Linked DNA regions of Homo sapiens: all the other regions are linked to region 2. The links are chromatin loops, found by intact Hi-C in ENCODE. Cell type or tissue: mammary epithelial cell. All regions are shown on one strand.

What was found. Peaks named below come from ENCODE experiments on the same cell type or tissue, not always from the same donor. Only the 100,000 strongest peaks of a DNase experiment are listed, where the experiment ranks them.
Region 1: a loop joins it to region 2, with 8 times the contacts of the local background. A loop is called at or near these places in 14 of 110 quality-filtered maps.
Region 3: it touches region 2 in a loop (15-fold over the local background); 3 of 110 quality-filtered maps call a loop at or near these places.

The regions. Positions count from the first base shown.
Region 1 is chr1:28,513,489-28,521,488 of GRCh38, reverse strand. It overlaps RCC1 (regulator of chromosome condensation 1), which reads right to left. Exons shown (of 13, transcript NM_001381865.2): 4 at 4,622-4,764. LOC124904836 (small nucleolar RNA U13) reads right to left here and starts at 4,013; the gene lies at 3,914-4,013. RefSeq lists enhancers at 2,281-2,490, 1,784-2,634, 2,635-3,486, 4,561-4,620 and silencers at 2,631-2,720, 2,771-3,410. In mammary epithelial cell, a CTCF peak has its summit at 3,313 (motif pointing left); DNase peaks (open chromatin) are centred at 3,308, 4,278 and 5,598; H3K4me3 peaks cover 1,396 bases; H3K27ac peaks cover 2,086 bases.
Region 2 is chr1:28,356,284-28,364,283 of GRCh38, reverse strand. No RefSeq gene overlaps it. Among named protein-coding and RNA genes, the nearest start is that of PHACTR4, 9.5 kb to the left of the region's middle. In mammary epithelial cell, a CTCF peak has its summit at 4,455 (motif pointing left); no DNase peak of the experiment used is centred here.
Region 3 is chr1:28,466,786-28,474,785 of GRCh38, reverse strand. It overlaps PHACTR4 (phosphatase and actin regulator 4), which reads right to left. Exons shown (of 14, transcript NM_001048183.3): 7 at 635-1,232. Among named protein-coding and RNA genes, the nearest start is that of SNHG3, 35 kb to the left of the region's middle. In mammary epithelial cell, a CTCF peak has its summit at 3,164; a DNase peak (open chromatin) is centred at 3,145; H3K27ac peaks cover 247 bases.

The DNA of each region.
Region 1 (8,000 bases), 160 kb before region 2:
TCGCTCTGTCGCCCAGTCTGGAGGCAATGGCGCGATATCGGCTCACTGCAAGCTCCGCCTCCCAGGTTCACGCCATTCTCCTGCCTCAGCCTCCCGAGTAGCTGGGACTACAGGCGCCTGCCACCACACCCAGCTAATTTTTTGTATTTTTAGTAGAGACGGGGTTTCACCGTGTTAGCCAGGATGGTCTCGATCTCCTGACCTCATGATCCACCCACCTCGGCCTCCCAAAGTGCTGGGATTACAGGCGTGAGCCACTGCTCCCGGCCAGAGGACCACCTTCTAAAAGGTGGAGCCCTGTTCCCGGTACCTGCCTGCACAGCCTCTACTGCACAAATGGGTCTTGTATACAGACTTCTCTCACTGCTCTGGGTGTGTTTTCCTTTATTTGCTTTTCTTTTCTTCTTTTTGAGATGGAGCCTCACTCTGTTGCCCAAGCTGGAGTTCAGACTCACGATCTCAGCTCACTGCAACCTCCGCCTCCCAGGTTCAAGCGATTCTCCCGCCTCAGCCTCCCTAGTGCTGGGACTACAGGCGCAAGCCACCACGCCTGGCTAACTGCTTGGTATTTTTAGTAAAGACGGGGTTTCACCATGTCGGCCAGGCTGGTCTTGAACTCCTGACCTCAGGTGATCTGCCCACCTTGGCCTCCCAAATTGCTGGGGTTACAGTCGTGAGCCACCGAGCCCGGCCTCTCTGGCTGTTTTCTTAACCAGGCAGTGAGTGTCTGGGCTGGGAATAAGGAGTTGGCTTTTGGCATCATGCTTCCCCACCCCGCCCCACACAACACAGCTTCCATCTTCAAGGAGCATACAGTCTCTGGGAGAAGAGTGAGACAGTCACAGATAAGTCGGCTACAGAGTCAGCTTCCACCATCAGGCACTCCTGAATGCCCACAGCTGCCCTTTGAGGTGAGCAGACTCATCCCAGTTTTACAGCTAAGGGGAAGATGAGGCTCAGGGAAAGGTGACCCAGGTCACAGAGAGGTGGAATGAAATCCCAGTCTCATGACCATGCTCCACCAGAGCTGGAGCTGCCCTACCCCCACCTCACCTTCCTTATTTATTGAAGAAAGTGGGTAGGCACGCCAGTCTAGACAGTCTGCCCGGAGCCTGGTGCTCCTGCCCTGACCTCCAGTGACCTCACCACAGCCTCGATTTCTGTAAAAGGAGACAGAGCCCTCCCAGGCCACTGCAGCTGTGCCCTCCGTCCCCCACACCAGGAGGAAGAACTTGCCTGCCAGACTAAGGCTGAAAAATCTCTGTGTGTAAGGTCCCCAGGAGGGAAGGGAGGAGAGGGCTCATGTGTCAACAATATACATTTGGTGAGCTGCTGTTATGCCAGGCACACAGGTGGTATATTTCACACTAGGAGTTTCTCACCTGGGATCCCCGTTCTATACAACCTGTGCCTGGGCCTATGTGTTCATTTTTCCTGGGGGAAGGGACACACAACTTCACTGCTTTATGAAAATTATAGGATATTACTATTCGGGAGGCTGAGACAGGAGAATCGCTTGAACCCGGGAGGTGGAGGCTGCAGCGACTGAGAGCACGACACTATACTACAGCCTGGGCGATAGACCAAGATTCTGTATCAGAAAAAAAAAAAAAATTGGCCGGGTGCGGTGGCTCACACCTGTAATTCCAGCACTTTGGGAGGCTGAGGCAGGTGGATCACCTGAGGTCAGGAGTTCAAGACCAGCCTGGCCAACATGGTGAAACCCCGTCTCTACTAAAAAAAAAAAAATACAAAAATTAGCTGGGCCTGGTGGTGTGTTCCTGTAGTCTCAGCTGCTCAGCAGGCTGAGGCAGAATTGCTTGAACCTAGGAGGTGGAGGTTGCAGTGAGCTGAGATCGCGCCACTGCACTCCAGCCTGGGTAATAAGAGTGGAAACTCCGTCTCAAAAAAAAAAAAATTATATCCTCACCACATGCCCCCTACCATTGCTTTACAGATAAGGAAACCAATGCTCTGGGGGACTGGGTGGGTTGCCCAAGGGCATCTGATGAGAAAGTTGTAACGATGAACAGAACAGGATTCCTGCTCTTGGGATGTCTTTGAAACAGGAGCCTCGTGAACTCCTAATTCATCTGTCCAGGTTTCACTCTGATACCCTTCTTGGGGGAAATCTTCCCTGCCTCCTCCACCCCGCAGAGTTCCTTAGTCTTGCACACAAGACGCTTCGTGACCCAGCCCCTGCTGTATCATCTTGTTACTCTCCTCCTCCAGTCACCTCAAGACCTGTGGTATCCCTGACCACAATACCTATACCTTCATGCCGTTGCACGTGCAATCCCTCTGCCTGTATCACCCTAATCCCACTACCCTCAGACTGCCTGAAAAACTCTGTTCCTTCAAAACCCCATTCAAGAGTCACTTCACCTGGAAAGCCATCCCTGAGCCTCCTGGGCAGGGTGGGGGATCCCCCTGAGGGCTCCCCGTAACACCCCACACACTCAACTTCTGCTAGGGCACACAAGTCACACGTGGTCGAAGTTAGGTCAATATGTGACGTATGAATGACTTGCCAGTAGCGTCCGTCGCCTGGGTTCAAGGGCATAGTTCGCTAATGACACGGGCCTGCTCTTCTCACTACTGTCCCCCAGCCCCGCAAGAGAGGGACGCAATAAATGGCCAGCAAATAATCTGCTGACAGACTGAGCTGCTGCGGAGTTCAAGACACACGGCTCCCAAAGGTCCACAGCGGGAGACCCTCGAGCTCCTACGACCCACCCTCTCCCGGGCAGGGCTCCCTCCCCGATCTGCAAACCGCCTTCTCCAAGCGCATGCCGGACAAAACCATCCTCCTCGCGGCAGAGACCCATCCCCCGCCCGGGCGGCCGCGCGCACCCGGCCCGCCGCGCTCGCGCAGTTTGAATCTCCCGCCTGCGCGGGCGCCGCGGTGCGGGCGTGAGAGGCGCGGCGGCGGAGGGGCCGCGCGGCCCTAGCTCCAGCGAGGCAGCGCCCAGCCGCTGCTGGAGCGCCCCGCGGGGCCGGGGAATCGCGAGCCCGCACCGCGCCTTCCTGCCTCCGGGCTTCACGTGGGGCCGGCGCCGCGCGACACGGGCGAGAGCGGGCAGCGACTTAGGCCCGCGTGGACCGGCCCGTGCTCCGGCTGTGGCCGCTCCGCTTACCGCCCTCTGCCCGGACCCTCCGCGCGTCCCAGGCGAGACCTACCTTGGTGCACGTCGGCCACAAGGAACTCCGGCGCTCCCCGCCGGGCCGCGAACTGCCCCAGAGCATGCGCTCTGCAGGCCTCTGGCCCCGACCCGGGTGAGAAAGGAAAACAAAGAGCCCGGCGGCCCCTGGCGGCCATCCCAGGATCTGCATGTGGCGCGCTCCCGGGCTGGGGGAGCCCTTGGCCGGGCTGGGGGAGCCCTTGGCCAGGCTGGCTCCCCTGGCCCGGTTCCAGTGGGCGTGTATTTTGGAAACCCCAAATCGGGACACGTGGACTAACAACCAGAAAGACTCCTTGAGTTCGGTCTGTTTAGGAAAATCTTGTGCGGTAGGGTCTGTACGGAGAAAAAAGATACTCATCTTCCCTACCCTCAAGAGGGCATGGAGAAGGTTGAAAAATCAGACTATCAACAACCACACAACGCTATGACAGGGATACCCAGAGGGGCATCTGACTCAGTCCGGGGCTTAAGAACAGCTTTCCAAGTTAAGTCTAGGGGGGCAGGACATCCTAGGAGAAGCGACGTTTGCAATGACAGGGAACCACGAGAACCCAGGGAGGTTGTGGGAAACTGCCAAGTAGATGGGAGTAGAGGGTGCCTGTGGGAGTGACAGATCATGGATACAGGGTCTTGTGTGTCTAAGGGGTCCAGCCTCTATCCTGAGGCAGTAGGGATATATGGGAATTTGGGCACGGGAATGGCATGATCAGATTTTTTTCCCCGTGAGTTAACATCAGATGGGTATGTGCCCATGTCTTAACAAGGTTTGAGGGAGGCACATCTCATATGCGTGTGAACACCCAGTCATCTTCTTATGAGCTACAAGAGCATCCTAATATGATCAGATCTTATAGAACAAAATAGAGAATGGACTTGGGGAAAACGGGAGCCAAGTGGGGAGGAGCAAGAGGAATGAGAGAGACCAGATAAAATAGAAGGGTGTGAGTTGGGGTTGGGTTAGAGATGGAAAACAGGTACCAAGAAAAGGCTGTCTCTTATTAACACCCATTCTTCAGGATGGATACAAACAGTTCTTCAGGATTTCAGGTGTTCCCTGAAACCCTTGCAAAGGACGTTTTCTCGATTTCATGTTGATTCAGACTCTGAGTCATTCTACGGCACCCAAAGTCTAGATGGACACTTTTGATGAGTTCTTACCAACTGAACTGAACTTTTTTTTTTTTTGAGATCGAGTCTTGCTCTTGTCACCCGGGCTGGAGTGCAATGGTGAGATCTCGGCTCACTGCAACCTCTGCCTCCCAGGTTCAAGCGATTCTCCTGCCTCAGCCTCCCAAATAGCTGGGATTACAGGTGCCTGCCACAAAGCCTGGCTAATTTTCGTATTTTTAGTAGAGACTGGGTTTCGCCATGTTGGCCAGGCTGAATTCTTATATGCAGAGCCTGCCACAAAGCACTCCCCTGTCTTCAGGGTTTCTTACCTCTCCAAGTTTACCTCTGCCTCCATCATGGACTCCTCTTTTGGATGATGTACTGTGAAATTTCTCCAACTTTTAACCCTGGGATCTCTGATCTCTCTCTCTCTCTCTGCTGTCTTCCTCCAAGATCTTACACATTCATGTAGCTTCATGTAATAATAATAAGTGATTATTATTATTATTGCCTATTTTGTAAGACCCTTTATTTTGTTAACTACAGAAACATCCATGTCAGCTCATTTGTTCCTCACAAAAACCTCATGGCAGTTGGAAGATAAGAAAACTGAAGTTTAAAGAGGTAAAGCAAGTTTTCTGGGGTCTTCACACAAGTGGTGGAAGGAGACCTCAACTCTTTTTTTTTTTTTTTTTGAGATGGGGTCTCACTCTGTTGCCCAGGCTGGAGTGCAGTGGTGCGATCTCGGCTCACTGCAGCCAGGTTCAAGCAATTCTCCTGCCTCAGCCTCCCAGGTAGCTGGGATTACAGGTGCCTGCCACCACACCCAGCTAATTTTTGTATTTTTAGTAGAGACAGGGTTTCACCATCTTGGCCAGGCTGGTCTTGAATTCCTGATCTCATGAGCCACCCACCTCATCCTCCCAAAGTGCTGGGCTTACAGGCGTGAGCCTCCGCGCCCAGCCTTAATTTTTGTACTTTTAGTAGAGATGGGGTTTCTCCATGTTGGCCAGGCTGATCTCGAACTCCTGACCCGCCCAGGCTAGAGTGCAATGGCACGATTTCAGCTCACTGCAACCTCTTCCTCCTGGGTTCAAGCAATTCTCCTGCTTCAGCCTCCTGAGTAGCTGGGATTACAGGCGCCTGCCACCATGCCCAGCTAATTTTTGTATTTTTAGTAGAGACGGGGTTTTACCATGTTGGCCAGCCTGGACTTGAACTCCTAAACGTCAGGTGATCCACCCGCCTCAGCCTACCAAAGTGCTGGGATTACAGGCGTGAGCCACCGCGCCTGGCCATTTTGTGTATTTTTAGTAGAGACCGGGTTTCACCATTTTTGCCAGGCTGGTCTGGAACTCCCGACCTCAGGTGACCTGCCCATCTTGGCCTCCCAAAGTGCTGGGATTACAGGCATGAGCAACTGCACCTGGCCTTTATTTTTATTTTTTTAGTTTTGTATTTGTATTTTTTATTTTATTTTGAGATGGAGTCTCATTCTGTTGCCCAGGCTGGAGTGCAGTGGTGCAATCTCGGCTCACTGCAACCTCTGCCCCCTGGGTTCAAGCAATTTTCCTGCCTCAGTCTCCAGAGTAGCTGGGATTACAGACACGCACCACCATGCCCGGCTCATTTTTGTATTTTTAATAGAGACAGGGTTTCACCATGTTGGCCAGGCCGGTCTTGAGCTCTTGACCTCAAGTGATCCACCCATCTCGGCCTCCCAAAGTGCTGGGATTACACGTGTGAACTACTGCGCCCAGCCCCAGTTGTTTGTCTCAAGAGTCTCACTCTGTCATCCAGGCTGGAGTGCAGTGGCAGGATCTCGGCTCACTGCAACCTCTGCCTCAGCCTCCCGAGTAGCTGGGACCACAGATGTGCACCACCATGCCCAGCTAATTTTTTTTTTTGAGACGGAGTCTCACTCTGTTGCCTAGGCTGGAGTGTAATGGCGTGATCTCAGTTCACTGCAATCTCTGCCTCCTGGGTTCAAGCAATTCTCCTGTTTCAGCCTCCCGAGTAGCTGGGATTACAGGCGTGCACCACCACGTCCAGCTAATTGCCCATCTAATTTTTGTATTTTTGGTAGAGACAGGGTTTCACTATGTTGGCCAGGCTGGTCTTGAACTTCTGAGCCTCAGCAGTCAGCCTGCCTTGGCATCCCAAAGTGTTGGAATTACAGGAGTGAGCCATCGCAACTGGCTGATATGGAGGTTCTGGCTGTAATAATGTACTGTGGGTTTTATAACATATATAAAAGTAAGACACATGACAATATCAAAGACTATATAGTGAGAAATGGAAGAAATATTTATTTATTTTTTCGAGACGGAGTCTCGCTCTGACCTCGTGATCTGCCTGCCTTGGCTTCCCAAAGTGCTGGGATGGATTACAGGCGTGAGCCACTGTGCCCAGCCGGAAGATTGTTTTTTTTTTTTGAGATGGAGTTTTGCTCTTGTTGCCCAGGCTGGAGTGCAATGGCATGATCTCGGCTCACTGCAACCTCTGCCTCCCAGGTTCAAGCAATTCTCCTGCCTCAGCATCCCGAGTTGCTGGGATTATAGGCATGTGCCACCATGCCCGGCTAATTTTGTATTTTTAGTAGAGACGGGGTTTCTCCATGTTGGTCAGGCTGGTCTTGTACTCCCGACCTCAGGTGATCCGCCAGTCTCAGCCTCCCAAAGTGCTGGGATTACAAGTGTGAGCCACCACACCAGGCCGCCAGAAGGTTTTTTTTTTGTTTTTTTTTTGAGACGGAGTCTCGCTCTGTCGCCCAGGCTGGAGTGCAGTGGCGCGATCTTGGCTCACTGCAAGCTCCACCTCCTGGGTTCATGCCATTCTCCTGCCTCAGCCTCCCTAGTAGCTGGGACTACAGGCACCCGCCACCACGCCCGGCTAATTTTTTGTATTTTTAGTAGAGATGGGGTTTCACCGTGTTAGCCAAGACGGTCTTGATCTCCTGATCTCGTGATCCGCCCGCCTCGGCCTCCCAAAATGCTGGGATAACAGGCGTGAGCCACCGGGCCCCGCCTTTTTTTTTTTTGAGACGGAGTCTTGCTCTGTTGCCTAGGCTGGCACGATCTCAGCTCACTGCAACCTCTGCTTCCAGGTTCAAGCAATCTTCTGCCTCAGCCTCCCAAGTAGCTGAGACTACAGGCGAGCACCACCACACCTGGCTAATTTTTTTTTTTTTGTATTTTTAGTAGAGGCGGGGTTTCACCATATTGGCCAGGCTGGGGAAGATTCTTATACTACAAGTGAACTGGTTTAATATCAATTGAATGTGGACTATTGTAAGTTAAAAATGTATAATATGGCTGGGCATGGTGACTCATGCCTGTATTCCTAGCACTTTGGGAGGCCAAGGTGGGAGGATTGCTTGAGCCCTGGAGGTCAAGACCAGCTGGGACAACATCATGAGACCTTGTCTCTACAAAAAATACAAAATTTAGCCAGCCATAGTGGCACATGCCTGTGGTCTTCACTACTCAGGAGACCGAGCTGGGAGGATGGCTTGAGCCCAGGAGTTCCAGTTTAAGGCTGCAGTGAGTCATAATCTTGCCACTGAACTCTGGCCTGGGTGACAGAGTGAGACCCTGTCTTAAAAAAAAAAAGTAAATAGCCTAAACACTCCAATTAAAAGACATAGACTGTCATACTGAAAAACCCAACATGTTACCTACAAGAAATAAAATTTTAAAATAAGGCCAG
Region 2 (8,000 bases):
GCTTCAATATCATCCATGGTTTCAGGGAAGAGGACTAATGGATGGCAACTTGAAATCCTAGGTAATAATAACAGTGGGAACAGTAGTAGCAGTAATAGTAGTAATAATAAAACTGCTATTTTTTCTTGAATACCTACCATGTAGCAGATATTTTGCACACATCTTAAGATTCCGTCCAGAGGCTGGGCGCAGTGGCTCACACCTGTAATCCCACCACTTTGGCAGGCCAAGGCGAGTGGATCGCCTGAGGTCAGGAGTTCGAGACCAGCCTGGCCAACATGGTGAAACCCCATCTCTACTAAAAAAATACAAAAAAAAATAGCTGGGCATGGTGGTGGGTGCCAGTAATCCCAGCTACTTGGGAGGCTGAGGCAGGAGAATCGTTTGAACCCGGAAGGCGGAGATTGCAGTGAGCCAAGATCGCACCATTGCATTCCAGCCTGGGCAACAAGAGCAAAACTCTGTCTCAAAAAAAAAAAAAAAAAGATTCCATCCAGAAAGTAGAACCTAAGACAGGTGTTAGTTACAGGTAATTTACTTAGAAGGTGATCCCAGGGATTTAAAGTAAAAGTCCAGAATAAAATAGGAAGAGGAAAAAAGCCAACACAAGGATGTATTAACAAGGTGTTCACTGCTGTGGGCACCTGGGGCTGGATCCTACCAAGCCCATCTGATAATTTTCTTTCTTTCTTTCTTTTTTTCTTTTTTCTTTTTTTTTAAATTGGGCAGCCTCCTGAACCAAAGCGGGCTCAGAGACTCCCCATCTGAGTTCTGTAATGCCTCTCATTATGGTCTTCCAAAAGACTGCCAGAGAAGCATTTAACCCTTGGTTTATATCCTCCATTGGTTTGGATTTCCCCAGGAGGCATCAACTTCCCTTGCACTTCTGGGTAGGCACTCACCAGTATCCTACATTATGGTTTAGGAAAAGCTCCAGAACAGAGAGAAAGATACAAGGAGAATTGAAGCCCTCACTGAATTGTTTTCAAAAGCTTTGCCCATTGGGAAGGCTGAGAGGATGGAAGGAAAGGTACAAAACCTCCCAGACCATCCCTTGCAGTGCTCAGATTCATCCATGTGCTCCATTAGATCCAGTCCATCACCTAGTTTTCAAGATAATGGCTAGCTATCATCTTGACAGAAAACTCAGTGGTGCTAAAAATTCTTTGCAAAATGTTTGTTGTCCCTTACGCCTTTTGTGCCCTATAACATACCATACTCAACCATATAGATGATTCTCACAAATAATGTTAAGTGAAAGAAGCCAGACCACAGTACTATGTTTGATTTCATGTGGATAAAATACAAGACAAGCAAAAATATTCTGTTCAAGGCCAGGATAGCAGCTACCCTTTGGGGTGAGAGAGCAGTGTCTAGAAGGGGGAATGAGAGGAGATTTTGCAGGTGATACTTATCAGATATGTGATTTACAAATATGTTCTCCCAATCTGTGGCTTGTCTTTCCTTCTTCTTTATTTTATTTATTTATTTTTTTTTTGAGACAGAGTCTTGCTCTATCGCCAGGCTGGCGTGCAGTGGCGCTATCTTAGCTCACTGCAACCTATGCCTCCCAGGTTCAAGCGATTCTCCTGCCTCAGCCCTTCAGCCTCCCGAGAAGCTGGGATTACAGGTCTATGCCACCACACCCAGCTAATTTTTGTATTTTTAGTAGAGACGGGTTTCACCATGTTGGCCAGGATGGTCTCGATCTCTTGACCTCGTGATCCACCCAACTCGGCCTCCCAAAGTGCTGGGATTACAGGTGTGAGCCACTGCGACCGGCCTGTGGCTTGTCTTTTCATTCTCTTTACAGAATCTTTCACACAGCAGAATTTAAAATTTTTGAAGGCTAGGCATGGTGGCTTACACCTGTAATCCCAACACTTTGGGAGGCTGAGGCGGGCAGATCACCTGAGGTCAGGAGTTCAAGACCAGCCTGGCTAACATGGTGAAACCCCGTTTCCACTAAAAATACAAAACAATTAGCTGGGCGCGGTGGCGCACGCCTGTAATCCCAACACTTTGGGAGGCTGAGGCGGGCAGATCACCTGAGGTCAGGAGTTCAAGACCAGCCTGGCTAACATGGTGAAACCCCATTTCTACTAAAAAATACAAAAAAATTAGCTGGGCGTGGTGGTGCAAGCCTATAATCCCAGCTACTCAGGAGGCTGAGGCAGGAGAATTGCTTGAACCCAGGAGGAGGAGTTTGCAGTGAGCCGAGATCGGGCCATTGCACCCCAGCTTGGGCAACAAGAGCAAAACTCCATCTCAAAAAAATAATAAATAAAATAAAAATAAATAAATAAAATATTTGAGTAAGTCCAATATTTCCATTTTTTAATCTTATGGATGGTATCATATCTAAGAAATCTTTGCCTAATCCAAGATCACAAAAATGTCCCCCTAAATTTTCTTCTATAAGTGTATAGTTTTATTTTTATTTTTATTTTTTTGATATGGAGTTTCACTGTTGTTGCCCGGCTGGAGTGCAATGGCGTGATTTCGGCTCACCGCAACCTCCACCTCCTGGGTTCAAGCGATTCTCCTGCCTCAGCCTCCAAGTAGCTGTGTTTTAGTGATCCCTAACCCTTGCCACCACCATGCCCGGCTAATTTTTTGTATGTTTAGTAGAGATGAGGTTTCACCATGTTGGTCCGGCTGGCCTCGAACTCCTGACCTTAGGTGATCCACCCACCTTGGCCTCCCAAAGTACTGGGATTACAGGCATGAGCCACTGTACCTGGCCGTGTATATTTTTAGATCGCCATTTTTTAAAAGGATTATTTGGGATAGAGTCTCACTCTGTCACCAGGGCTGGAGTGCAGCAGCCGATCATGGCTCACTGCAGCCTTGACCTCCCAGGCTCGGGTGATCCTCTCACCTCAGCCTCCAAACTAGCTGGGACTACAGGTGCACACCACCATACACTGCTAATTTTTTTGTGTTTTTTGTAGAGACAGAGTTTTGCCATGTTGCCCAGGCTGGTCTTGAACTCCTGAGCTCAAGTGATTCTCCCGCCTCGTCCTCCCAAAGTGCTGGGATTACAGGCGTGATCCACCACACCTGCCCATGCATATACTTTTCTATTCAGTCTAAACCTGAAAGAATACACAGCTTTCCTCTGGGGTAGGAAGATAGTGGGATTTGGGGTAAGTATGCTAGAAAGATTGGCTTTTCACCGTATACCCTTTTGTGCTATTGAATTTTTTTTTTTTTTTTTTTGAGATGGAGTTTCACTCTTATCCCCCTAGGCTGGAGTGCAATGGCGCTATCTCGGCTCACTGCAACCTCTGCCTCCCAGGTTCAAACGATTCTCCTGCCTCAGCCTCCAGAGTAGCTGGGATTACAGGCACATGCCACCATGCCCAGCTAATTTTTTGTATTTTTAGTGGAGACGAGGTTTCACCATGTTGGCCAGGCTGGTCTCAAACTCCTGACCTCAGGTGATCCACCTGCCTCAGCCCCCCAAAGTGCTGGGATTACAGACGTGAACCACTACACCCAGCCAAATAATTTTTTAAAACGCAAACTCAAAAAGGGTTGGGAATCACTAAAATACAGTTCCACTGAACAGTTTAAAATCACCATAATGGGCCTGGATCAGCACTTTGGGAGGCCAAGGCAGAAGGCTCACTCTTTTTTTTTTTTTTGAGATGGAGTCTCGCTCTGTTGCCCAGGCTGGTGTGCAGTGGCACGATCTTGGCTCACTGCAACCTCCGCCTCCCGGTTCAAGCAATTCTCCTGCCTCAGCTTCCTGAGTAGCTGGGACTACAGGCGTCTGCCACTGCACCTGGCTAATTTTTTGTATTTTCAGTAGAAACTGGGTTTCACCATGTTAGCCAGGATGGTCTCGATCTCCTGACCTCGTGATCCTCCCGCCTTGGCCTCCCAAAGTGCTAGGATTACAGGCGTGAGCCACCACGCCCGGCCAGAAGGGTCACTCTTGAGCACAGGAGTTCAAGACTGGCCTGGGCAACACAGCAAGACTCCCATCTCTATAAAAATTAAAATAATAAAAATGAGCCAGCTGTGGTGGATGCCTACAGTCTCAGCTATTCAGGAGGCTGAGGCAGGAAAATCGCTTGAGCCCAGGAGTTTGAGGTTACAGTGAGCTATGATCGTACCATGGCACTTCAGCCTGGGCGACAAAGTGCGACCCTACATCTAAAAGAAATAAATAATAATAATAAAATAAATAAATAAAATCACCACGATGCTTGTTGGATTGGATGATTTCACTGCAGCTTCAAATCCTGAGGGTTCTCTCAAGCCTGGCAGTTCTCACTGAGCTAAGAAACTAAAAGTCACATTTATTGGCAAAGAATGGATTGGGCCCATCAGAAGATAATATGCAAATGATGAGTGTGAATTTATAGTTTCCTCTCTATAGCTTTGAACATTGCTGAATTTAGAGAAGAAACTATGAATGTTGCTGCCACCTGCCGGCCACATCTCTCAATATCAGGTTCCTGGAAGTACCTGGTGGGATTCTTCTTTCAATTGAGTCCTCTATTAGGCTCTGGATTGGAGAAAGACTGATTTACAGATTTCTCCCTTTTTGCTGTCATCATCCCATAATCTGCCACAAAACCAAATTGCTAAAAGCAGGGAGCTGTGGCATTCAATTGTCTGCATTTGAATTCTGTCTTTACCTCGGGTAAATCAGATACCTGTTCTATACCTTGGGTAAATCAGATACCTATTCTTTTTTTTTTTTTTTTTTTGAGATTGAGTTTCGCTCTTGTTGCCCAGGCTGGGGTGCAATGGTGTGATCTCGGCTCACTGAAGCCTCCGCCTCCTGGGTTCAAGCAATCCTCCTGCCTCACAGGCGCCTGCCACCATGCCCGGCTAATTTTTTGTATTTTTAGTAGAGACAGAGTTTCACCATGTTGGCCAGGCTGGTCTCTAATTCCTGGTCTCAGGTGATCTGCCTGCCTCAGCCTTCCAAAGTGCTGGGATTACAGGCGTGAGCCACCGTGCACAGCAATCAGATACCTATTCTACACTTCAGTTTCCTCATCTATAAAATGGGGATGATAACAGCAGCTCCTTTACATAGGTGTTGTGAGGATTAAATTAGATCACATAAAGCGCTTAGCACAAGGCCTGGCACACAGTGAGCACGCAACAAATATTAATGGTTGTTGTCATTGTCAGGCAGAGCTTCAGAGCCTCTCTCATCCTTTTTTTTTTTTCCAGCTGAATTTAAGATTCAAGGCCCTCCCATTCTAAACTGACAAATTGTACCTGGACACACAAAAGTCTATTGGAAAGACCTATAGCATCTGGTTCCACCACTTCCTGACCGTGGGCAAGCGTCTTAACCTCTCTGAACCTTACTTGACCTCACAGATGGTTTTGGAGATTACATGAAATCATCTGCGTAAAGCACCAAGACAGTGCCTGGCATGGAGTGGACAGTTAATAAGTGGAATGATGATGGAGTGATGATTAACACAGAAATACTTACCAAGTATAGCTAAAGGTTGAGCAGCACAGGTTGCAAATAGGCAGGCCATAGGCAGTCACTAACCTACAGATATTTGGCCCACAGTGATTTACATTTTAACCCCAGGAATTTTACATTCAAGTCTGAATTCTTAATTTCTCTTTTAAAATGTGAAGATCTGCCGGGTGCAGTGGCTCACGCCTGTAATCCCAGCACTTTGGGAGGCCGAGGCGGGCGGATCACCTGAGGTCAGGCGTTCGAGACCAGCCTGACCAACACGCAGAAATCCCGTCTCTACTAAAAATACAAAATTAGCTGGGCGTGGTGGAGCATGCCTGTAATCCCAGCTACTCCGGAGGCTGAGGCAGGAGAATCGCTTGAACCCGGGAGGCGGAGGTTGCGGTGACCTGAGATCGCACCACTGCACTTCAGGCTGGGCAAAAAGAGCTAAACTCCGTCTCTGGGCCGGGCGCAGTGGCTCACGCCTATAATCTCAGCACTTTGGGAGGCTGAGACGAGGGGATTGCTTGAGTCCAGGAGTTTGAGACCAGCCTGGGTCAACATGGCGAAACCTCGGTCTCTACTAAAAATACAAAAAATTAGCCGGGTGTGGTGGCACGCATCTGTAGTACCAGCTACTTGGGAGGCTGAGGTGGGAGAATCATCTGAAGCCTGAGAGGTCGAAGCTGCAGTGAGCCGAGATCGCACCACTGCATTCCAGCCTGGGCAACCAGAGTGAGACCCTGTCTCAAAAAAGATTTTTTTTAATTTTTATTATGTTTTAATTTTATTTTATATTTTATTTTATTTATTTTATTTTATTATTTTATTTTATTTTATTTTTTATTTATTTTAATCTGTGAGAGGGAGTCTCGCTCTGTCCCCCAGGCTGGAATGCAGTGGCACCATCTCTGCTTACTGCAAGCTCCGCCTCCCAGGTTCACGCCATTCTCCTGCCTCAGCCTCCCGAGTAGCTGGGACTACAGGCGCCCGCCACCATGCCCGGCTAATTTTTTGTATTTTTATTTTTATTTATTTTTATTTTTTATTTTTTTTGGAGACGGAGTCTCGCTCTGTGGCCCCGGCTGGAGTGCAGTGGCAAGATCTTGGCTCACTGCAAGCTCCGCCTCCCGGGTTCACGCCATTCTCCTGCCTCAGCTTCCCGAGTAGCTGGGACTACAGGCGCCCGCCACCACGCCCAGCTAATTTTTTTTTGTATTTTTAGTAGAGACGGGGTTTCACCGTGTTAGCCAGGATGGTCTCCATCTCCTGACCTCGTGGTGCGCCCGCCTCGGCCTCCCAAAGTGCTGGGATTACAGGCGTGAGCCACTGCGCCTGGCTTTTGTATTTTTAGTAGAGACGGGGTTTCACCGTGTTAGCCAGGATGGTCTTGATCTCCTGACCTCGTGATCCACCCGCCTCGGCCTCCCAGAGTGTTGGGATTACAGGCGTGAGCCACCGTGCCCCCGGCCAAATTATTTATTTGTTTATTTATTTTTGAGACGGAGTCTGGCCCTGTCGCTCAGGCTGGAATGCAGTGGTGGATCTCGGCTCACTGCAACCTCCGCCTCCCAGGTTCAAGCAATTCTCCTGCCTCAGCCTCCTGAGCAGCTGGGACTACAGGCACACCCACCACACCCGGCTAATTTTGGTTTTTGGTTTTTTGTTTTGTAGAGAGAGGGTTTTACCATGTTGGGCAGGCTGGTCTCGAACTCCTGGCCTCTGGTGATCCGCCTGCCTAGGCCTCCCAAAGTGCTGGGATTAAAGGTGTGAGCCACTATGCCCAGCCTGGAAACAATTTTTGTAAATTAAGAAATAAATAAGGCCGGGCGTGGTGGCTCATGCCTGTAATCCCAGCACTTTGGGAGGCCAAGGCAGGTGGATCACCTGAAGTCAGGAGTTCGAGACCAGCCTGGCCTACATGGTGAAACCCTGTCTCTATTAAAAATACAAAAATTAGCCGGATGCGGTAGCGCGTGCCTGTAATCCCAGCTACTCAGGAGGTTGAGGGAGGAGAATCGCTTGAACCCGGGAGGCGGAGGTTGCAGTGAGCCGAGATTGCACCACTGCACTCCACCATGGGCGACAGAGCAAGACTCTGTCTCAAAAGAAAAGAAAAGACAAGAAAAGAATTAAATAAAATACAATAAAATGTGAAGTCCTGACAGTGTATTACACTGATCTATACGGAAGGTGGCATATAACAGAGAAACCTAATTTCTTCCAAGGAAGCTAAGTAATGCTCCCTGAAGAAGTGCTGCTAAAGCTGAAACAGGAGTTGACTGGGGGTGAATCCGATAAAGAGGTGGGGATGCTGCTCCAAGCGTAAGGACTGTTGGGTCCAAAGGCCTTGGTCAGGGAGATTCGTGCCTCTGGGAAACCTCAGGGTAGCCAGGTGGCCGGAGCACAGTGAGCAAGACAGCAGGAAGAAGATGAGGCTTCCATTAGCATCTTAAGGATTTTGGTCTTTATCATGAGGACAAATGTATTTCAAAGCTAAAAGCTGGGAGGTAGCCAATTGGTGTAACAAACTGAGGAGCTAGACAGAAAT
Region 3 (8,000 bases), 110 kb before region 2:
GGATCACCTGAGGTCAGGAGTTCGAGACCAGCCTGGCCAACATGTTGAAACCCCATCTCCACTAAAAATACAAAAATCAGCCGAATGTGGTGGCACATGCCTGTAGTCTCAGCTACTCGGGAGGCTGAGGCAGGAGAATCGCTTGAACCTGGGCGGCAGAGGTTACAGTGAGCGGAGATCGTGCCACTGCACTCCAGCCCGGGTGACAGAGCAGGACTCCATCTCGGAAAAAAAAAAATTATTCACATTTTCTTTTTTTCTGTGAGACAGAGACTCGCTTTGTCGCCCAGGCTGGAGTACAGTGGCACAGTCTTGGCTCACTGCAACCTCCACCTCCCTGTTAAAGCGATTCTCCTGCCTCAGCCTCCCGAGTAGCTGGGATTACAGGTATGTGCCACCACGCCTGGCCAATTTTTGTTATTTTCATCGAGACAGGGTTTTACTGTATTGGCCAGGCTGGTCTTGAACTCCTGACCTCAGGTGATCGGTCCATTTGCCTCAGCTTCCCAAAGTGCTGGGCTTACAGGTGTGGGCCACTAGGCCCGGCCCACATTTTCTTTTTATAAGTAATTTTTTCCAAGCAGGGCTATCTAGAGTAAAGGAGAAATAAGAGGCAAGCTTTAAAGGCACTTACACTTTTAGCATTTCAATAGTGATGGGAAGAGACCTGGTCCGACCCAGCGTACTGCTGTCCTCAGAAAAGCTGTCACTGTTTTCAAAAAGCAACGAATGAGCTCTGTGAGAACCCTCCAGAATAGGAGTCATGGGAAGTGGGCTGGTGAGGGCCTGCTGGATTCGAATATGCAGTGGGAGTGGAGGCAGCCTAGAGGGTATATGGGGCTCCCCAAAGTTCTGGTCCAGTATCCTCTTGGGGACTTCCTTTTTCTGATCTTCCTGCTGGGGAATCTCCTGGTGTAGATCTAAGGATGGTGGAAACTCAATTTCTGGCACAACTTGAAAAGTCTTAGCAGGGAATGGAGGGGTGCGTGGAGGCTCTGGAGGTATATGAGTAGGCAGTGGGGGGGACGGAGAGCGAGGTGAGATCATTGGTAGTAGTTCCGAGCCCATAGAACACGTGCTCTTCTCTCTTTCATCACTTGGTGTTTTTGTGGTGATGGCAGCAGCAGACTCCAAGGTGGGTACTGAGGTTGATGGAATGCCTCTCTTAGGTGGTAAGGGTGGGGACGGTTTTGATAACAATGTACCACTGTTTATTGCTTGGGACAGTTCAGCTGGAAAAGAGAGAGCAACACATCAATTTCACGACTTTCCAATGCTTTGAAGGGCCGGCCCAGGGCCTAGAATTAAAGTTGAGTTCAGTTTTAATCTTTTAAGCAAGTTAAATAATTTCATAGTTTTGCCATTCCCTATATATTTTATCCTGAAATGAAGTTTATATTTATTCAAATAGAAGGCTTAATAAATGTACAGAGGTGTAGGAAGACTGATGAGTAGCTTACTTCATTGCTATGGCAACAGATATGACAATTTTTTTTTTTTTTTTTTTTTTGAGACAGGGTCTCACTCTCTCGCCCAGACTGGAGTGCAGTGGCGCGATCTTGGCTTACCGCAACCTCTGCCTCCCGGGCTCAAGCGATACTCCTGCCTCAGTCTACCAAGTAGCTGAGATTACAGGCGCACGCCACTACGGCCCGGCTAATTTTTGTATTTTTAGTAGAGGCGGGCTTTCACCATGTTGGCCAGGCTGGTCTCGAACTCCTGACCTCAAATGATCCACCTGCCTTGGCCTCTCAAAGTGTTGGGATTACAGGCGTGAGCCATGGCACCCGGCTGACAACTTTTTGTAACTTGATCTTGGTGTAGTTAATATGAATAGAGACAAAAAAAATCTGATAAAAAGTTATCTTGTGGCTGGCACGGTGGCTCACACCTGTAATCCCAATACTTTGGGAGGCCGAGGTGGGCAGATTACTTAGGTCAGGAGTTCGAGACCAGCCTGGCCAACATGGTGAAACCCCGTCTCTACTAAAAAAAAAAAAAAAAAATTACAAAAATTAGCTAGGTGTGGTGGTGGGCACCTATAATCCCAGCTACTCAGGAGAGGCTGAGGCACGAGAATCTCTTGAACCTGGGAGGCGGAGGCTGCAGTGAGTCAAGGTCATGCCACTGCACTCCAGGCTGGACAGCACAAGACTCTGACTCAAAAAAAAAAAAGTTATTTTGTATAACAGTACTCCATTAAAAAATTTAAACATTCAGATAGCATAAAATAAGTATTAGTGGGTATTGTTACCATATCCTGATAATGGTATCTAGATATCTTAGCTCTGTGTTATAAAACTGTCAATACTGACATCTTGAATTTTTATAGCAATTGCAAAGTCCTTTGAAGAAATCAAAGTGTTTTTTGTCCTTGAAGTCATATTCTCCTTATACCACCTGAGGTGACAGGGGAAAAAATATAGCATCTTTACCATTTTTCAGAAGGAAAAGGCAAGGCCACAGAAGCTAGGTGACTTTGCCCAAGATCATACTACAAACTGGCATGGACTCAGCTGGTATCCAAGTCTCTGACTATTTGACTGCATCCTACTGTCTCTAATTTTTTTTTTTTTTTGAGACGGAGTCTTGTCGCCCAGGCTGGAGTGCAGTGGTGCCATCTCGGCTCACTGCAAGCTCTGCCTCCCGGGTTCACACCATTCGCCTGCCTCAGCCTCCCAAGTAGCTGGGACTACAGGCGCCCACCACCACTCCCGGCTAATTTTTTGTGTATTTTTAGTAAAGACGGGGTTTCATCATGTTAGCCAGGATGGTCTCAATCTCCTGACCTCGTGATCCGCCCGCCTCGGCCTCCCAAAGTGCTGGGATTACAGTCGTGAGCCACCGCGCCCGGCCTACTGTCTCTAATTTTTATTGGTATGCACACCTCTTATGTTCCCTTTGCACCTCAGCTTCCCATGTTCACTCTCCACTATATCATGGGCTCCTTGATGGCAGGGCAACCTTGTCTCCATCAACATATCATCCACAGGGCTGTGCACAGTACCTGGCATCTAGTGGACCCTCAATATATGTTTATTAGATGAGAAGCCTTCACCCTGTATCATGACAGTATATATTCCTATAGTTTCACCAAAGCCCACAATGACTCAGCAAAGGTGTTGGTGTTGTTTCAGCAAAGTCCCTTTGGAGGGCTCCAGATGACCTGTAAGAAGTGGATCATCAGATCACACAGGAGTAAAACTGGTAAAGTAATTAAAGGGTAGTTATTTTTTCCCTGCTGACAGGAAAAAAAAAAAAAAAGTAGTTCTTTTGATCACCAACCTCTAACCTTCTACTCAAACCCTTTAGTTTCATCCCACTCAGTATTCTCAAACACTCTCAAAAACTTCCCTTAAATAAAACTGTATTTGTCCTAAATCTCCAAAATTGGAGATGTTCAAAGTAAAAGGCTAGCTAATTATTTTTTTCTTTTTTGAGATGGAGTTTCACTCGTTGCCCAGGCTGGAGTGCAATGGCGCCATCTCGGCTAACTGCAACCTCCACCTCCTGGGTTCAAGTGATTCTCCTACCTCAGCCTCCTGAGTAGCTGGGATTACAGGCATGTGCCACCACGCCCGGCTAATTTTTTGTATTTTTAGTAGAGATGGGGTTTCTCCATGTTGGTCAGGCTGGTCTTGAACTCCCGACCTCAGGTGATCCACCCGCCTCGGCCTCCCAAAGTGCTGGGATTACAGGCATGTCCGCTTTGCCCGGCCAAGGCTAGCTAATTTTATAATTCTTTTTTTTTTTTTCTTTTGAGACAAGGTCTCCCTCTGTTGCCCAGACTGGAGTGCAGTGGCATGAACAATAGCTCACTGCAGCCTCGATCTCCTGGGTTCAAGTGATCCTCTTGCTACAGCCTCCCAAGTAGCTAGGACTACAGGCCCATGCCCCCATGCCTGACTAATTTTTTTAATTTTTAGTAGAGACAAGGTCTCACTATGCTGCCCAGGCTGGTCTTGAGGTCCTGGGCTCCAGTGATACACCTATCTCAGCCTCCCAAAGTGCTGGGATTATGGATGTGAGCCACCACACCCAGCCTCTTTTCTTTTTAAATTTATTTTTATTTTTAAATTAAATTAATTTATTTTAGACAGGGTCTCACACTGTGTCACTGGAGTGCAGTGGCGCAGTCACGGCTCACTGCAATTTTGACCTCCCTGGGCTCAGGTGATCCTCCCACCTCAGCCTCCCAAGTAGCTGGGACCATAGGCATGTGCCACCATGCCCGGCTAATTTTTGGGGGGGGTATTTTTTGTAGAGATGGGTTTCTCCATGTTGCCTAGGCTGGTCTCAAACTCCTGGGCTCAGGTAATCTACCTGCCTCAGCCTCCCAAAGTGTTGGTACTACAGGTGTGAGCCACTGTACCTAGCCTTTTCTTTTTTTTTAGAGACAGGATGTTGCTCTGTTACCCAGGCTAGAGTGCAGTGGTGCAATCATAACTCACTGCAGCCTTGAACTCCTGTGCTTACCCAATCCTCTTACCTCAATCTCCCAAGTAGCTAGAATTACAGGCACATGTCACCATGCCCAGCTAATTTTTAAATATTTTATAGAGATGGGGTCTTGCTACGTTGCTCAGGCTGGTCTTGAACTCCTGGCCTCAAGTGATCTTCCCACCTCGGCCTCCCCAAATGCTGGGATTATAGGCATTGAGCCACTGTGCCTGGCCTAATTTTGTAATGTTTTAATGTCTCTCATCATAAATAATTTTTTTTTTTTTGAGACAGAGTCTCGCTCTGTTGCCTAGGTTGGAGTACAGTGGTGCAATTTTGGCTCACTGCAACCGCCACTTCCCGGGTTCAAGTGATTCTCTCCTGCCTCAGCCTCCTGAGTAGCTGGGATTATAGGCATGCACCATCATACCCAGATCATTTTTTGTATTTTTAGTAGAGATGGGGTTTCACCATGTTGCCCAGGCTGGTCTCAAACTCTGGGCCTCAAGCGATCTGCCCACCTCGGCCTCCCGAAGTGCTGGGATTACAGGCATGAGCCACCATGCCTGGCCCCATAAATAAATTTTAAAAAAGGCTTTCTAGAAAAACACTGCATACACACACAAAAAGATTCTAAAAATGTGAATTTTAGGAGCAGTGAAAGAGATATTTTTGGAAAGATTGGATTTTTGCTGATTCTCTAAAAATAGCTGTTAGCTATTCCATCTACAACAAAACTCATTCCTGATGAGACCATAAATGAATATTTTTACTTTTGAATTAATAAAATAAATTCTATTTGGTAATTTGAGGAAGGCATATATGTTAAGGAAGTAAATTCTGGTATATATACCCTGACAACAGCATCTGGCTGTAGTTCTGTGGAAAAATTTCAGAGTGTTTCTGGGATGGGTAATAATTCCCTTTCACCCGTTCAGCTATTGCTGGTGGTTTTTCCTTAGTCGTAATACTCCATGTTATATGGATGAGAAGACAGTAGTACTTCTGAAGCAATGATTTCCAAACTTTTGGATTTCAGTGACCAAAACAATAACAAAAATCTTGATCAACCTCAGATTGTTGGTTTTTTTTCTAGTGTTTTTTTGAGGTTGTCATTTTCTAAGATTTCCAAATAAGGCTTGATATTAAGTAAACCATTTATGATCATAATCCTTTTGTGAAAGAAATGGCATTTTAACACCAAAGGATTAGGAAGGTTGTAATTTTAGAATAAAAGAGAGTCCTTTAAATTAAATCTATTTAGCTCTAAGAAATGCTCTGTGAACTGTTCTATTTTTCTTCTTTTGTTGAGGACCCCTCATGGACTAATACTGATTCCTCAGTTACAAGGTCTATTGTTTTGGGCTATTTACCTCAAGCTAAGAATGAGCTCTGCAGTTTAGTCCAGGGTATCATACACAAATTATCATTTTATATGTTGCCTTAACTTGAAAAGGGTGGTATGCCACTGGTGTAGAGCAGAGGCTCTTAATGTGTGCTCCCTGGAGAGCAGCATCAGTGTCATCTGGGAACCTATTAGAAAGGCAAATTCTCAAGCCCATCCCAGGCTTACTAAAATCAGAAACTCTACGGGTAGTGTCCAGCAGTCTGTTATCATAAGCTTTCTAGGTGATCCTGAGGAGAACACCAGTTTGCAAACACTACTGTAAGGAACAGAGGTCTGGACCTGAGAGTTGAAAAGCCTATGTTCAGTTTCTATCTTTCACTAACTACAACCTTCTTCTTTTTTTTTGAGATGGAGTTTTGCTCTTGTTGCTCAGGCTGCAATGCAGTGGCACAATCTCAGCTCACTGCAACGTCTGCTTCCCACGTGCAAGCAATTCTCCTGCTTCAGCCTCCCGAGTAGCTGGGATTACAGGTGCCTACCACCATGCCCGGCTAATTTTTTGTATTTTTAGTAGAGATGGCGTTTCACCATGTTGGCCAGGCTGGTCTTGAACTCCTGACCTCAGGTGATCCACCCGCCTCTGCCTCCCAAAGTGCTGGGATTACAGGCATGAGCCACTGCGCCTGGCCTACAACCTTGAATGAGTCACAATGTCTTCATGTTCTAATTGCCCTACCTATGGAAAAGATAAAATTGGTTTCCTGCAGCACAAGGTAGTTTTGAAAATAAGTATGTGAAAGCTCCCCAAGTTCCTCACAGATAAGTCAACATGACACTATCCATCCAAAGTGGTGGTAATAACAACTTCATCCTGTTTTCATCAAGCTACTCCAAACTGTCATACTCATAAAATATTCTAAGCCTGTTTTTCAAGGTTTGAATCACTCCACCCAACATGGTGATATTAAATATTTAATGAGTATAGTTTTTATTCATTCGTTCAATCGTGAACAAGAACTTTAAGCAATACTAAGCCTAGTATCATTTTTCCTGAAAAAACTATATTTTTATTAGCTTTGAAGCACTCATTAGCTTTCCTCTCCCTTTCTTGAAAATTCTTCTAAGAAATTGTGCATTTATATAAAGAAAGTAGACTTAAATAGAACTTTGGGTAAATGCAAAAAATTTACTAAACCCATACAAATTTTACTGATTATATTCCCTGCTTTCTCTACCATCACTTATTTTAACATAAGAATAGCATTCTTAATTCTCCCAAGATAAAACATGATTTTATCAGAACAATTTAAGTAATAGCTTCTGCAGTTCCCTGTGAAGATAACTATGCCAGACACTGAATCCCAAATTCCACTGGCATCTACAGAATCATCCTTTTATCTACTAGACTCATTAATGCTTATGGAAGGCATAGGTAGTTTTAAGTAGATTTAAAAATTTTCATTTGAAAAGTTTGCCTTGCCCCTTGTGAGCTGAGGCATTATTCTAATTTTTCAGCAAGTGCCACAGATAATTCCATGCAGGTGGAATCTGTTATGGTTTTCACATATCCAGTCCAATTACACACACACACACACACACACACACACACACACACACAAATATGTATAGTGTTTTGGAATCATTGTTTTAGAAAAACAGATTAAATATTAGATTAAAAAATAGGTTAAAACCCCCAAAACTTAAATCTAATCTTAGTGATGTTTACATTTATGGCCATCTGCCTCAGTTTCATGACTTTTTTTGTTTGTTTGTTTTTGTTTTTTTGAGACGGAGTCTCTCTCTGTCGCCTAGGCTGGGGTGCATTGGCACAATCTTGGCTCACTGCAACCTCCGCCTCCTGGGTTCAAGCAATTCTCTTGCCTCAGCCTCCCAAGTAGCTGGGACTACAGGCACGTGCCACCACGCCTGGCTAATTTTTTGTATTTTTAGTAGAGATGGGGTTTCACCATGTTGCCAGGATGGTCTCAATCTCCTGACCTTGTGATCCACCCACCTCGGCCTCCCAAAGTGCTGGGATTACAGGCGTGAGCCACCGCACCTGGCCTATTTTTTCTTAACCTAAGACTTTTCTCCATATTGAGGTCATTCAAAGGGACAAGATATGGAAAATTCTCACAGACCAAATCAATGTTGTACCAGTTATCAAATAAAATAACCATCCAACATCAAACCAAACCCAAAACACTGGAAG